Linked DNA regions of Mus musculus: region 1 is linked to region 2. A link is a contact called in ENCODE Hi-C or POLR2A ChIA-PET data. All regions are on one chromosome and are shown on one strand. The core of a region is the stretch at or near the end of the contact, and the rest is flanking DNA. Distances in the headings are between cores, read along the strand shown. Region 1 holds the start of Insyn1 (inhibitory synaptic factor 1). Region 2 holds the start of 4930461G14Rik (RIKEN cDNA 4930461G14 gene).

What was found. Hi-C counts contacts between places; a loop is a spot of excess contacts on that map. ChIA-PET counts read pairs that join two places held with the same protein, here RNA polymerase II (POLR2A).
Region 1: POLR2A ChIA-PET joins it to region 2 with 56 read pairs in Patski. The contact joins the promoter of Insyn1 here to the promoter of 4930461G14Rik in region 2. A Hi-C loop is called at or near these places in 6 of 37 maps with a recorded cell type or tissue (Patski and left cerebral cortex). POLR2A ChIA-PET finds 5 or more read pairs at or near these places in 4 of 5 experiments (Patski and embryonic stem cell).

Annotation. Positions count from the first base shown.
Region 1 is chr9:58,484,252-58,491,550 of GRCm38, forward strand. Insyn1 (inhibitory synaptic factor 1) reads left to right here and starts at 4,352. Exons shown (of 3, transcript NM_176921.4): 1 at 4,352-4,988; 2 at 5,418-6,141. The coding sequence starts at 5,986.
Region 2 is chr9:58,452,626-58,460,096 of GRCm38, forward strand. 4930461G14Rik (RIKEN cDNA 4930461G14 gene) reads left to right here and starts at 2,548. Exons shown (of 3, transcript NR_040736.1): 1 at 2,548-2,731. Gm32820 (a long non-coding RNA gene) reads right to left here. Exons shown (of 3, transcript XR_379493.4): 3 at 4,592-7,134.

The DNA.
Region 1 (7,299 bases), core at 3,102-5,601, 33 kb after region 2:
TAGGAGGGTAAGATGTTGCAGCTTGCAGGAATGAGAGAGACAGGAGGACCACAGTTGGAACATGATGCGGCCAGCATCCTCTCTGTACACCCCCCCCCCCTTTGCTTTGCTTGCCTTCCTACACAGGGTAGGAAAGATGCCCACACCATCCCACCTGCATCTAGAAAGGAAGAAGCCTCCTTCCTCCCATCACTAACACATCCATCCCATGGATGGAGTCTGACTGGTACTACCCCCCCCACCCCCAATCACTGTGACTGGAGGATGAGGTCCTATGGTTGATGGCATCTGAGTCACATGTCCACCTGATGGCAGTAGAGCAGGGATGGATGAAGGAGCTGGTCCTTTAACTGACAACCCACCATGACTATGTGACAACTGAGAGACATTTCCCAAAGGAAGAGGCTGTCAGAAGTGAAATGATGGAAATCAGGCAAGAGAGGCGAGAGTCACTTACTGTCACAGTCCACTACACTGGCCCCTGTGCGAGGTGGGAGGATGCACAGAGGCATCAGCACGTGGAGTTTACAGCCTCCAAGAGAAATAAGTTTATAGGCATGAAGACATTGATAAGAGCTGATAGCAGTGACCATCTGAGCACCTAGGGGCCCAGGCATTAACCTACAAAGTGGGTACTGCTGTCATCCCATTTTCTTCTGAGTCTGAGAGACAGTAAAAAAGTAGAAAATGCTCTCCCCCACACCTCCACCCCATGATAGCCAATTCAGAAAGACAAAAAAAAATGTTTATGGCTCCCTTATCCTCACTCAGAGAGGCTAAGTGACTTGCTCGAGGTCACACAGCTGGCACACAAATGAACATCATGGGGATGTTCATTTGGTTAAGGGCAAAAGAATGCTTCCTGTAGACGAAAGGATTAGGGAGGGCGACCAGGGAAGAGAAAAGTTGTTAGGGTGAACCAAAGCAGAGCCTGGAGGACACAACATTTGAGCATGGATCCAGGGAAGTGAGGGGTGTCAATCCCCAAAACTCAGAGAAGGGAGTCTGAATACACCCACATCTCTCTGTTCCCTCTGCGCCATGATAGACATTTTAAGATTTCCCGTCACAAACTCCTTCCCTGAGCCTGCTCTTCCCCAAGCAACCCTGGCCAGCCCAACCATGCTTCACAGCATTTGTACACTCGTGCCTCCCTCACCCTCTGTCCTGGGTGCCCTCCAGTGTAGTTCAGCTATAAACAGTTCCTAGGCATAGTTGGAGCCACACAAAGGACAGAAGAAATACCACCTCCCCTTTTCTAAGCATGGAGCTTCCTAATGAGCCCCAAGACCATTAGTGAGTATTAGCCTGAAACCTCACTGGGCCCCAATACTCTCAATTCAAGTGCATCGCCCCCACTGTATTCCAGAGGAGACAGTTCCAAGCTTAAGATGAGACCCTCATCTCGCTGTCTCCGGCTTAGTCCACGCTCGCTGCTGGCTGTCCCCAGCACCATAGCTTCTGCAGAAACAGGGCTGGGACTCTGACTTCCACGAAATGTACCTAGTGCCACAGAACTATAGACTCTAGGTAAAATGGCCCATGTGCATTTTACCACACATTTAAGCCAAGTGATGGGTAGGGTCTCTGGAGTCACATCCTCAGGTGAACCCCAGTCCAGGACACTAGACATCCTCTCAAAAGGCAGCAGAGGAGGAATTCCCCAGTAGTTGTAGAAGACCCTGTGAATATTACCTCTGAGAGGACACAGAGACCAAATGAAACTATTGATACCTTCACCGCCATCACTGTCCTGAATCCAGAACTCCTCAGGCCACCTTAAAATTCCATCTGGCTCCAAGTCTGCAGGCCTACCTACCTGTGTGTTTGGAAGCTCCACCTCCTGTCTACCCAGCTTTTGAAATGTCTTCCTCACCAGCCATTCAGTCCTAAATGCCCAACAATTTGGCTCTTGTCACTCCCATTCACCTACTTACACACAGAAAACTGTCCCTGCCAGTCACCATGGCTTCCTAAGTGTGAAGGCCAATGAGCACTCTGCTTTCCTTCTCTCTCGAGCAGCCTTTGACACCACTGAGGCAAGCCTCTCTAGGTCAGACCCACAACTCCACTCCCTGGGCTCTACTCCTACCTCTGTGAATGTTCCTTCCCCATCTCAGTCCTAGAGTCTTCTAGGCAGCCAGCCTGGTCCTGATGCTGCTAATGTTACTTCTGCATAGCTAACCTGCTTACTATCTTCTCCTCTCTGAGCATGAGCCAAAGCAAAGGTCGTAGCCCACCACTGTCAAGCCACAGACCTTCTATGAACAGGGGTCTATTTTCCTTCTGATTCTTTCAACCTGTCCCAGACTTCTGCCCTTCACCCCAGAAGGCTCAGATGCACACAACCATTTACTCAGCCCAACAAGCTATAAACCAGAAGCTCAAGTGTGCCTCCCCCTAGTTCTCAAAGTTCAGAGTCTCTCAGGAAGTCACCAAGTGATGTCACCAAGAGCACCCCTTCCTCCACATCCCTGTTGCTGGCCTCCCTCAGCTCAGTTAGGACTTCCTAATGGAGCACCTGGCTTGTGGCCTCCTCAAACCCACCATTGACTTTTGGGAGTTTAGTGGGGTCCCTTAGGAGGGCAGATAGGACCTGACTTCCTCCTCCTGCCCCCCAAATCTGCACAGGCCCCTTCTGCCAAAGGATAAATTCCAAGTGCTTTTTTTTTTTTTTTTTTTTTTTTGGTTTGGTTTGGTTTGTTTTCCAAAACAGGGTTTCTCTGTGTAACAGCCCTGACTCTGGCAGACCAGGCTGGTCTCGAGCTCACAGAGATCCACTTGTCTGCCTCCCAAGTGCTGCGATTAAAGGTGTACTCCACCACCACCAGGTCTAAATTCCAAGCTTCTGTCCACAGCCTCCTGTTTCCTGATCTGGTTTTTCTCTGTTCCACTTCATACAGTCTTCCCAGTGGCACCAACAGGGCCACTTAGACTGAAACTTGCCCTCCCCCACATTTGCTCCTGAGTGGTTCCTTCCCCCTATCTTCCTTCCCTCTAGGAAGCAGATTCCTCCCTTCCCCAGGGCAAGGTCACCGGTCACCGGGACTCCCACTGAATCTTCTGTTAAGATTCAGCTCAAGGGTTGAATTCCTGGGAAGAACTTGGGGGAGTGGGGGTGGCCTGTGCTTCCTCCTAGTTACCCCATACCTGCCAAGTTAGCAACGCTCCTAGAACTACATGCACCACCCTTCAGTTTACTCAAGAATGTCCTCATGGGGAAATTTCCTCGATATTTCCTCCTCAACAGGGCCTGAAAGAAAAGGAAGGAAGGAAGGAAGGAAGGAAGGAAGGAAGGAAGGAGGGAGGGAGGGAGGGAGGGAGGGAGGGAGAGAGAGAGAGAGAGAGAGAGAGAGAGAGAGAGAGAGAGAGAGAACAAAAATATGTTGAAAACTTAGGTGAAGAACTAGGGGAACAGAACCTTCAGAAACAGCCCAGCACCCACTCTGCCCTCCCTCTCGGCCAGAGCGTGGCACACAATAGGTGTTCAGTAAAGGTTGGCTGGATTCTATTTACTGAACTGACACAAGATTTGGGACAGTTTGAGGTATGATGGCAGAGGAGGGTAACAGCCAGAAGGGGAACCCCGGGACGCACCACCGTGAGGGGAGGAGGGTCAAGGGATTGTGTAAAAAGGAGGTGAAGGAACTTGGAGTCAAGTCTGGGCCTCTGTGCGCCCAGGGCAGCGGGCAGTGGCCGGGCTAGTTCTCCTCCAGGTCCGCTGGCGCCCAGTCCAACCCGCTCCCTAGGGTGGTGAGACCCCCCGGCTCGCGCGCTCGGTTCTGGGCGCTGGGAGGCGTGTGTGTCGCTTTAAAAGCTCCCTCCCGGCGCGCGGGGCCGGCCCCTTCACTGCCAGCGCCGAGGCGAGCGGAGCCGCGCGAGCCCGGCGGCCTTTGAGGGAGCCTGCGCCCGGCCGGGCGGCCAGTCCGGCGGGGCGCGGCGGCGCTCGGGGTAAGCGGGCCAGGCCCGCGGAGCCGGGTGGGCAGGGCAGGGCAGGGCAGGGCGAGGGCGAAGCAGCCGGGGAGAAAGGCCCGAGCAGCCCCGGTGCCTCGTTTGCCCCATCGGCAGCTACCCGGCGCCCCGGGCCGCGAGGCGCGGAGCCGTGAGCGAGCGCGCTGGAGGCGGTGGAGCCGAGCGGAGGCTGCGCGCCCGGTGTGCCTGGCCGGGCCCGGCGCGCCTCCTCCATCGCCTCCCTGGCGTCTCGCTCGCCCCCTTCTGCTTTCCTTTGCTTCCTCGGCTGAGCCCCGCCGTGCTGAGGCCCCCCCGACCTCGTGCACTCATCTCCGCTGTGCTCGACACCGGGTCCCCCTGGCCACGGCTGCTTCCCCTCCCCCGAGACGCGAAGGAATCCGGACTTTCCCCACCGTTGATGGAGCCGACTGCCGGGCTGGACTGAGCGGTTTCTGCGGCCGCTCCAGACGTCGCCCGGGCCGGAGCACGGACATTCTGGGTCCCGGCTGAGTACACCCCGGACACCTAGCAGTGCCAGCTCGGGAAGGGCAGAGCAAGGCAAAGGCAGGACAGACCCCGGAGGGGCTCAGACCTGCCCATCTAGAATGGACAGAGAGAATCGCGAACCCTGTGGAGCCCGGGGAATGCCGGGCGTGGGCTGAGGGGATCCCGGCGCCCTCCCCAGCCCTCCGACTTTGGCTTAGTCGCCTGGACCGGACCGGTGTCACCTCGGCTCGGGTCACCTGTGGCCTCGGGGCCTCCGAGCTCGCCGGACCCTCGCGACCGGGAGCCTGGCGAGCGTGGTGAGGAGATTTTTGGGGATTTTTTTTTTTTGCCCCCTTCCCCGGAGCGCGGAGGCCCCGCCCCCTCCCACCGCCCAGATGTCTCCGGTCACCGCTCGGAAGACCTTCCTGAGGCCAGGAGCCGAAGGGTCCAGAGAGAGAAGCCCGCCCTAGGGAGCCTTGGGGGCCCCCCAACCTCGTCTTGTGGCTCGGCCCCGACACTGCTTAGAGGAAAGGCCACTGCCCCCACCCTTGGTGAGTAGGGGAGTCCAGCTTCGGAGGGTTCGGAGGGAAGGCGGGGTTGGGGGAGAAAGGGTCCTCTGGGAAGGAGGGCACCCTGTGGGCATTGAAAGAAGGTTGGAGAGCTGGAGAGGCCCTGTGCTAAACCAGTCTGGCCAAGCTTGGTTGGTGGCTGGGGGCGGGGGGTGCACCACGGCTAGAGTGCTCCAGAGGAGGCTAAGGGCTCATTCCTCTAAAACAGGGGCTCCTCCACTCTTCTGTTGAAGAAGGGTGTTGAAAACTATCTGCCTCCACCACCCCTCCCCACTAAATAAATAAATAAATAAATAAATAAATAAATCTCCAGCTAGGAAGGAGGGTGCAGGCAGAGAGAAGAGGGAGGCAGCAGCAGCAGGCTGGTGCAGCAGCCTGGGAGGGCTGACGCCAGGCTCGCTCTTTCTGCAGGGGGCTGCCCTCCTCCAATCCAGTTCCCTCTCCAGTGCTGTTCACATCTGGAGCCCCCTCCACATCTGGAAGATCCTGATCACCGTCCCTGTGCTGGTTCAGCTGCATCTAGAGACCTCTGCCTTTGTAACTGCCTAGGAGTTGCGAGGGGATTGCTGCCTTCCCCCATCCCAAGGGCATCTCTTACCCTTAGTCCTTGCAGAATCATCCCCCTGCCTCCGCATCCAGATTCGGGCAAAGATCAGCTCTGTACACCATAGGCACTTCAAGTCCTGGAAGCTGTTCTTGGGCCCTAAGGCCCCTCCCCTTGCCCTCCTGTGTCCTCACCTTGACCCCCCTCCCACCCTGTCAGACTCTGTCTCCCTCTGGGTGCTCCATCCCCCACCCAGAGGCGAGTAGGTGGAGTGGCAGGCTGCAGGGGCTGGGTGAGGGCCGCCCAAGGCCAGGGTAGGCTGGGGGGCCGTTAAAATGTGGAGCTCTGCCCGGCCGAGGGGGGCTCCGTGGAGGCAGACGAAGCGTGTGCCCCGCTGGGGCGAGTATGGGCAGGCTTGCGGCCACGTGGTGAAGGATGAACATTCGGGGTGCCCCGGACCTCGGGCAGCCCAGTGACGACCCCAACAGTGGTGGAGAGAGAGAGCGGATTCGACAGCGCATGAAGATGGTCATCGGGCAACTTGAAGGCATCCTGAGAGAACTCAAAGAAGTGGCTAAGGAGCTGAGGGAGGTGAGTTAAGAGGCCAGCAGGGGCCACACAGACCCCCCTCACCCTGACTGGCTGGGCTCAGCAGTAAAGCATTTGCCTGTGTCTTGAGTGTGCAATGCTATGTGCACATGGCCTGTTTCCACTGAGCACCCATCCCCTTTCCATTCTCCTTACTTCAAATCTGGTTTGCTTAAAAATCCCTATCCCCAGAGCTGGTGATGGGGCCTTGGTGTGGCAGAGACCGAGCAGCTGTCAGTGGGCCCATCTCTATGGTTAGTACTCCGGGTGCTCAGTGAGGACTAAATCTGCCCTACTCTATTCTTAATGGGACACATTCTTCTGAAACCCAAGTTGTCTGTCCCTTGACCCCACTGTTTACCTCCTAGACTCTGAGCAAGGACTCTAGGAGAGTGTGGATGACTGTCTGGTCAATCCTCATTGCTTGAGGCCCAGCTCAAAAAGATTTATCAGCTCAAAAGATCAGATATTCCAAAAGCAGGAGGAGTTAAGACCAGCTGTAACCTCCCTGCCCTGGAGTTAAAAGGTGGCTGGGAGATTCTGGTAAGGATCAGAGGTCCTTCTCTGTACATACATTTAAAAAAAGATTAATTTTTTTTTAACGGAGCTGAGTCCCCACCCCCATCCCACCCCCTTGCAGGACATGCTTCTGGGTGGTTTTTTGCAAAGACCAAAAAGTCACGGAGAAAGCCTCTCTGTCTTTCTAAGCAGAACCTAGTTTAATTACTGCTTCCCACATTGCTGGAGTAATGAGGTACACATGTCTTCCACCCTGCCCCCTGGGTTGTGTTCAAGTCCAAAATGCATGACCAGCATTCTGAGCCGCTGGCCTGAATTCGCCCGCTGGGTGCCATTTCACCAGCCAGGTGGGCTTTAGGCAACTTTCAACTGCTTGTAACCAAGGCCCCTGCAGAGATAGTGGGAGAATGGATCATTCTGAGATATGGCTTCAAGCTCCCCCACCAGCTGTGTTTGGGGAAGGAGGCTGTAGGAAACTGAGGAGAGGGGCAAGCTTTGAGCCCTGTGGCTTTCCAGCATGGCCTGAATCCAAGCCAGGGCGAGGGGTTGTTTGAAGGGAGCTGTGAATTGGAGTCAGGCCTCTGAAGACAGGACTTCGAGGTGGTAGTGCTTCTGCCCATAGGCTGGGCTGCTGTGCTCTGG
Region 2 (7,471 bases), core at 1,298-3,797:
CAGTTTTCCTATCTATATTCACTGCAGAAGTCAGGTTCACCTCCCTGGACTGTGCTAAATTGTTAAATCGCTGTGTGTCTTTGGGAAAAGAATGTCCATTTCTTACAGGTTTCTCGTGGGGAATTGAGGTAGCATCGTGTCTGCCTCAATTGTTTGTTTCAAGGGTTCCAATGAAGAACATCATGTAAGTGAGAAGACGATCCAGAGGGCCTGCCACTTAGTGAACAGTCAGTTTAGCAGAAACCTGGTTCTTGCATTCTGCCTACCACCTTCTTTAGGCTCAACTGGCAAGAGCTGGTTGGGGAGGGGCTGGCTTAGTGGGTAAAGCACTTGTGTGAACTTGAGTTCTAATCCCCACATCCATCTAAATGCTGGGTAGGAAGTTAGCACACCTATTTAAGCCCAGTCCTCTAAGGGGTGTTGGGAAGCAGATGGAGGCTCCCCAAAGCAAGATGGGAAGCTAAACTAATCAAATCCGCAAGCTCTGGGTACAAATGAGAGACCTTGCCTCAATGTATGAGGTAGATGGCGAATGGTCAAAACCCCCAATGTCAACCCCTAGCTTCAACACACCTTTACCTGAACACATAAATGCGCGCACACACACACCAAACAGGCATGCATGCCACATATACATATATGTGTGAAAATAAAAATGTAAATATAAAAGAGTAGGGTGGTGCTGTCCCTGCCTGGCCCAGAGGACCTTAAAGCCCCACCCCTTGTCCCATATGAGTCTGGGATGCCTCCTCAGCCCCTGCTCCTCCCCTGGAAACTCCTTCAGCACCTTTCCTGCTCTGCCTTCACTCTCACAATTTCTGGTTTAATGTGCACAATACAATTACGGCAAAATGAGCTTCCCATCAAACCCCAATGACTTCCTTCCCTCAGCCTACCCCAGCACCACCAGCCGGGTAGTGCTTCCTCCTCTTAGGCTATGGAGATAAATTCCAGGACATGACTTCCTGAATAAGTATCCCTCTCCCCCCACCTCCCAGAACCCTACACATAACCGCTCCAGAGCCAGGGTGGGCTTTTATAGGACAGGAGTCAGGTCAGAGCTGAACAAAAGAGGAGTACCCCAGCCTGGAGCTTGCTTAGCTCACTGTCTCTACAAGGCTCTTCTCTAGTCTCTACTAAGTCCAGGATGGGGTGGAAAATTCAAGAAGGAGTTGAGAGAGTGTGCAACCTAGCCATTGCCAAGGTGGAGGGGGAAGTCCATTCAGAAGTCATCTGAGGAGTATTAGATTTTAGGCAGAAAGAGAAGAGAGGGAGGAGGAGAGGCTGAGTCACACTGTCCTGTAGGGTAGAGCCTTATCAGTGCTGCAGATGCCACTGGGGGACAGAGTCTGAGAGAGTTTCCATCTCATCAGCCAAGGAACATGTCTCCTTTTGAAGGTGTCTGGGGGTGGAAGGTCTTGCATCTCAAGGAAGCAGGCTTAGTTAATATGTCTGGGCTTCGTAGCAGAGGTGGGGGAGCAGGGCATTTGTGACTGAGGCTTCACGGGGAAGATCACTCTCCCATGATGCTTGGCTAATGTGTGACTCATGTGAACTGACGATAGTCTGGCTGCCTTTGATCTGAGCTGGGATGTGGCTTAGAGCCTGATTACCTAGAGGTCTGGCTGCTCTTGAATAGAAGTATACATGCTCTCTCCAAAACCACGCAGCCCCCCAAAGGCAGGAGGCAGTGACCCACCAGCCACATTCCCCATACCTTGGTAGGAGACGGGTGTCAAATGCAATGCTGGTACCCTGCCTATCTAGGCTGAAGTCACTTTTGAGTCAAGTTTTCCTTGGCCTTAGTCAAGGCCCTGAGGTACAAAGTGACCTGTCTTAGGACGCTCTGGAGGAGACACTGCCAGCACAGATGGGAGAGTGAAGCCAAGGTGTGGAGCTTCATGATGCCAAGAGCTCATGACACTTTTGCTTCAGTGCCCCCTTCAGTGCCCAGAGCCTTCTCCACTGGAACCATCCCTTTTAGTCAATGGCTCATCCTGGAAACATTCTCGAAGCTGATTACCAGGCCCAATAATGTAAGACTCTGGTGAGAGATTTCCCCCCCACACACACCTTTGCCCCCAACACACACACAGTGAACAACGCTGAGCCGGGAATCGTTGCAAAAACAAGAGGAATTTTATTGTTCCAGCATGCTGGGGTCACCCTGCACAAGAAGAAGAGAGAACAAGGACTCTGCACAGCCCATTCGGTAAGTTTTTATACAGTTTTCAGAGCCGCAGCCATTGCGCACATTGTGATTGGCAGAACAGTGCGACTTTTAAACTGATTGGTCTTTAGGGAATGAGGTGGCAAGGACTTCCCTTGTCTATAGGTGGCCAATGGTCACAGAATGTGTCTATGTGCTCAGGACTTCCCATACCCGCAAGTGGCTGATGGTTGGTTCCTCCCTCCCCCCACCTTGTCTGAGGAATGTAATTAGCCCCTCCCTTCCGGAGGGGGTGGTGCCTAAGTCCTCTATGACCTTTCTCTTCCAGGAGAGGAGATGGAATTTTCCAAAGTTCCTGAGTTGACCTCTTCAGTGCCAGGCATTGGCATTGTGGAGATGAACTAGGCAGGTACTCTCCCTCAAGTACTTCCCAGCCCAGAAGGGGACAGGACCACACCTGAGGACTATCCTAAAGATCTGAACAGTGGAGACAGAATGAAGAGAGCTTGCTTGGACAGCTTTATGTAGCAGAGCTGGTACAAGTGACTTAGGCCTTGAAGGGTGAGTAGTTCATTGAGTTAAAACAGGTATTGTCCAGGTCTGGATAAAAGGGGAGAGGGCAATGATAAGACAACAGAAAAATGAAATGGGGCTTCAGTGGGGGAATATTTACAGGCCCAGAAACCCCAAACTGATGATCATAGGGTGATGTGACCTATGATCAAGGCCTATGTCCTACAGGTGTAGCCCTATACAACATCTGACTTTGGAGCCTGGCACCACAGTGGCAAGGTCTGGAGCACTTTGCCTTACTTTCTGGGCCTCACTGCTGCAGACGGAACAATGACGGACCCAGTGCTCTGAGCACACTCCCAAACACCCTGACTGGAGAGTAGGTGTGTGAATGGCAGCTATCACTGTCACGTGAATTATTACATTGATTTAGAAGGATCTGTTCAGTTCATAAACCCCAAATAATGGAGCCCAGCCAGTCATGAGACTTGCAGAACTATAGAGTCACTGGGGTAGAGCTGGTGCTGGTACTGGAGGCCGTGCTAAAAATGATCCCCGAGGTCTTAGTCCTGGCAGAGGAGAAACGCAGCAGGCTGGGCTGGGTAACTGTGTTGGCAATTTCCCCTTCAAAACCACCTGAACTGGAGCCCCATTCATTAGCATGAGAATGGCGCGCCGGCTGGGATCTGAGGGTCCAAAGGTATTTGTATTCGAAAGAGCTTCCTCTGTTCTTGGCTCAAAGTCACTGCGGCCTGAGCTGCGAGGCTGGGCGGGGATCCAACACACACTGCGGGTAGCCTGGGAAAGAGGGGAGTCCTACCCAAGTGGTTGCTCCGAGCCTCGGGACCACACTCAGAAATGCAGCCCAGAACACCTTCCCCATCCCAGCCCACCCGGAGCCATCCCTGTATTTGGGAAGCTCTCTTGTAAGTTCTTGAAATGTCTCCCCACCCCTCCAGCCTTTATTTCTTTTTAAATCCTGTGTGGAAGAAGGCAGGGGTTTGAGACCTGTGTGCCTCTCACAAAGGAACCTAGAGTTTTCAAAGGTGGAGAAGCACTGCCCAACGGGATTAGTAATAGTAACCATCATTACAGCTAGTGGTTGGGAGCTGCCCCTTGCCAGGCATCATGTTAGGAATTTTACATACATTATCCTCGGTGTGGCTCTCTTTTTAAAATTCATGCCACAATCCTGAGATGTGGTTTCAAGCCTCACTTTACTGATCAGGAAACTATGATGTGGAGGATAGTGTTAGCTTACCCAGGATTAAGAAAATAAATTTCCTATCTGGAGTATGGGCTACAGTATTAAGTTCCACACCTCCTGATTGCCCTTCCGGCTGCCCCTTTGGAAAGGAGTCCAGTGGAATGAAGGGATAGTTTGACAATTTCCCCTTCAGGTCCTCCCAGCTCAGGCTCCGGTCATCAGCATGAGAACCAGGTCTGAGCAGAAGACCCACCCTCATCTCTGGCCCTTCTCTATCAATCCTTCTCTGGGCACTCAGGTTTGTTTATCCCCCTAGGGATCTGCTGTGGAGCCCAGCATGATGGCATTTCTAAGGGAAAGGCAGGAAAGGCAGGGAGCAGAAAGATACCCGCCTAGTTTGTGTAGCACCCTGTGTCACCCTCAGGGAAGAACCCAGAATCCAGAATGGACCCCACAAGAATGTTCTTCACTTGTCTGCCCAACCTCTTCCTCTTGCCTAGTCCTTTTGTCATCTTCAAGCAGGCACCCCATTCTGTTCTCCCACCACCTCCGCTCTCCCTCCTTATCCTCACCAACAAGAATCCAAGAACACTCCAGTGCCTTAGCCACTCTGTAAAGTTCCCAAGTCTAGCCATACCGTTACTGACAACTTCATGGAGCCTCAGCTAGGTTACCATATGTTACCAAGAAAATGGGGTCCCCTCTCAGGATTCCTAGTTTCAATTATAAAAGAATTTTGGAACAGACTCAGAAGGAAGCTCTGGGACAATCCTATAAGCACTTGAAAGAAAACACCAGGTCAGGCAGGCTGCCTGGGAAAGGCAAAGATGCCCCAATCCTGAGTATGACAAGCCTTGCCACACCCCCACACAGATCTCCTTTCTCCACAATCTTTCTTCTTAATGTCCCATTCCATCAGAACTTTCAGGCCTCGTACAAGCCAGAAGCCCTGGTGTCTGCTTGTGTCTTGTTTCCCATCTGTCCTAGGACTAACTCCACACTGCTGCAGAAGACCGAGCATTCCTCCGCACTGGGGTGGGAGTGCTCTGTGTAACCCAGACAGAGTGCTGACTCAGTCTCGGGCATGGTGGTGGCATTACACAAGGGCCACAGCTGCCTGGGAAGCCACACTCTTGCTCTCCCTGAACCCCCAGAGGCTGTATGTAGGGGTAGGCAGGCCGAGTGCTCAAGGGCCCTGCCTTGCCAAGCTTTTTATCTGCTTCTCATTATCCTCGCCCTCTGCCTGAGAAGGTAATTAAATCTGTCTCCCATCAAAAGCTGGGGCTGGCTTCACCCCAAGGCCTGGCTGGCATGGCAGGGAAATAATGAACACTCTCACCAGCCCTGGAGGGGGCGGGTCTTAGTTGGCTCCACCCTCGCCCATCACACAAATCTGGGAGCTAACATTCAGTTCTCCTCAGGGTTAAAGAAAGAGTCTGAGCCTTCTAGGTTGTGGAAAATAGAGCCCTAGTGTCCTGGCCCTGAGGCTTGAGGTTCAGGATCCCCAGTGGGGCAGCTCAAAGGAAGAGTATGTGCCATGAGCTCTTCTTGTGGTTAACAGAACACAGGACCCGGAGCAAGTTTGCTTTGAGAGCTCAGAAGAGAGACAAGGTTCCCTTTCTTTTTCCCTTTATCTCACCAAGAGGATGTAATGATGAAGATGAAGGCTAAGAAACTGACACCGGTCTCTATGACCTGCCCCAGTTACAAAATGAACACAGGAAGGCTTCGTAGAAAGCGCTTTAGAGGATGGCAGGGAGGCACAGGAGAGAAGAGACAGGGATATGACAGGGAGACTGGTGTTGTGGGAAGAAGGCAGCAGGGAGGTCCTCAGGGGGTCCTGGAAGTAGTGGGAGTCAATGAAGGTTTAAGAGGTCAGAAGTTAGCGGGCCCCATGTGCAGGGCTGGAGAGACAGCTCCATGTTTAAGTGTGCCAGTTCCTGCTACTAAAGACCAGTGTTATTGGCACCCATGCTGGGCAGCTCACAACTTCATGAAACTCCAGATCCAGTGCCCCCTTCAGGTTTCTGCAGGTACCTGCAAGAGCAGTGTTGTAAGATGGAAAGAAAAGGGTTAGTGTGCAGTTCGGCTTGATCCCTCTATCTCAAGGCTCTCATTCTTGGCTCTGTCTGACTCAATAAGGAGGGTGGTTCCCGGAGCTTAGCAAGGGGCACTCTGCCCAGAGTCACTTGGGCTATGGCACTTGACCTCAATAGTCTTCCCTGACACCGGGATTCTGGGATCCCTCTGGAGGCCTCACTTTCTTCCCCTGTGAGATGGCAAAGATGAGGATAGTTATAGTGAAGTGTCCCTCACAGACCAATGAGCATCAGGTGTCTTATCTGTGTCAGAAGAGCCCTGATCTGGTTGCCACAGGTTTCCTCCAGCCACAGGAGGCCTGGATGTTCTTCTGGTTTTTGATGGGAGCTCTCACAATCCTGGCATGAGCGCATCCTAGTGGGCAGGTTTTGGGCCAACCTCCAACTTTCAAGTAGCCTTGTGAGAGCCGCTACTCAATTACCCTTAATCTTCTTGATGAGGTGGAGTCTAGCCAGGCATTACAGGCCCCACACCAAGTCCCCAAGCCCTGGTCACAGATTACTCTGCCACAGCCCTCCCATCTCAGTCTCCAGATGGCTGGTGGTGGCAGGGATGATGTGTCCTTCCTACCCTACTGCCTTCTGGGTGGGGGTGGTGATCAGATCCACAGTGTGGAAGAGATATTCTGAATTTCAAAGACCCGGCTTCAAATTTCACCATTAGAATTTGGCCAGAGGCCTGGAAGGCCTTCTTAATCCACATGTCTCTAGGTGCCCCTGTGAGTCAGAAACCACTTTCTGGAAGAGGGGTTTCCTTAGATCCGAGGAAGCCAGCAGACCTCTGGAAGGAGCAGACTTGCATGGTGGGGATTGCAAGGCACAGAGTGCTGCTAGCTAAGCAGACCAGGCAGTCATCTCAAAGTCAGTGGACGAAGGTGCTCCTCCCAGCTGGAGCTTGGGTTGAAGATCTTACTATAGAACACCAAGAAACGTTCCCTATGACAAACCACATGCATGGGCGCACAGCATGGCACACACAGAAGCAAGCCAGGAACCCTTCCAGGCATTTCTGGACTGGCCAGGACGCCACAGTCATCAGCAAAAGGGAGATCAGGACAGGCCTTGCTTGAGTGTAGACTTTGTCTCTCTGCATATGTTTCTGATGTCATGTGCTCACATTTGTCCTCCATGTCCTTGTCCTGGAGCTGATAAAAGTAAAATAGGAGTTCGTCCTAAGACTGGAAGGCAGATATATATAATCCCTGCCTTGGGATGGTCTTTTACTGCCTACACTAGGACTAGAAAGCCAGATGACAAGAAGGGTGGCCGCACGTTGCCCTTTGTGAAACAGGGAGATAATCAGGGCATGCTGGGTGGCAGGAAAGCAGAGTATACCAATCCCAAGGACTTTGTTTTCAAGTAGTTGCTGCCACAAGGTGCCACTAAAGGCCCAGAGAGGTTGACTGACTTGCCCAAGGCCTCTCAGGCTTTCTAAAGCCTCACTCCTGAGCATTTTGCACTGGTCATAGAATGGATCTGCTG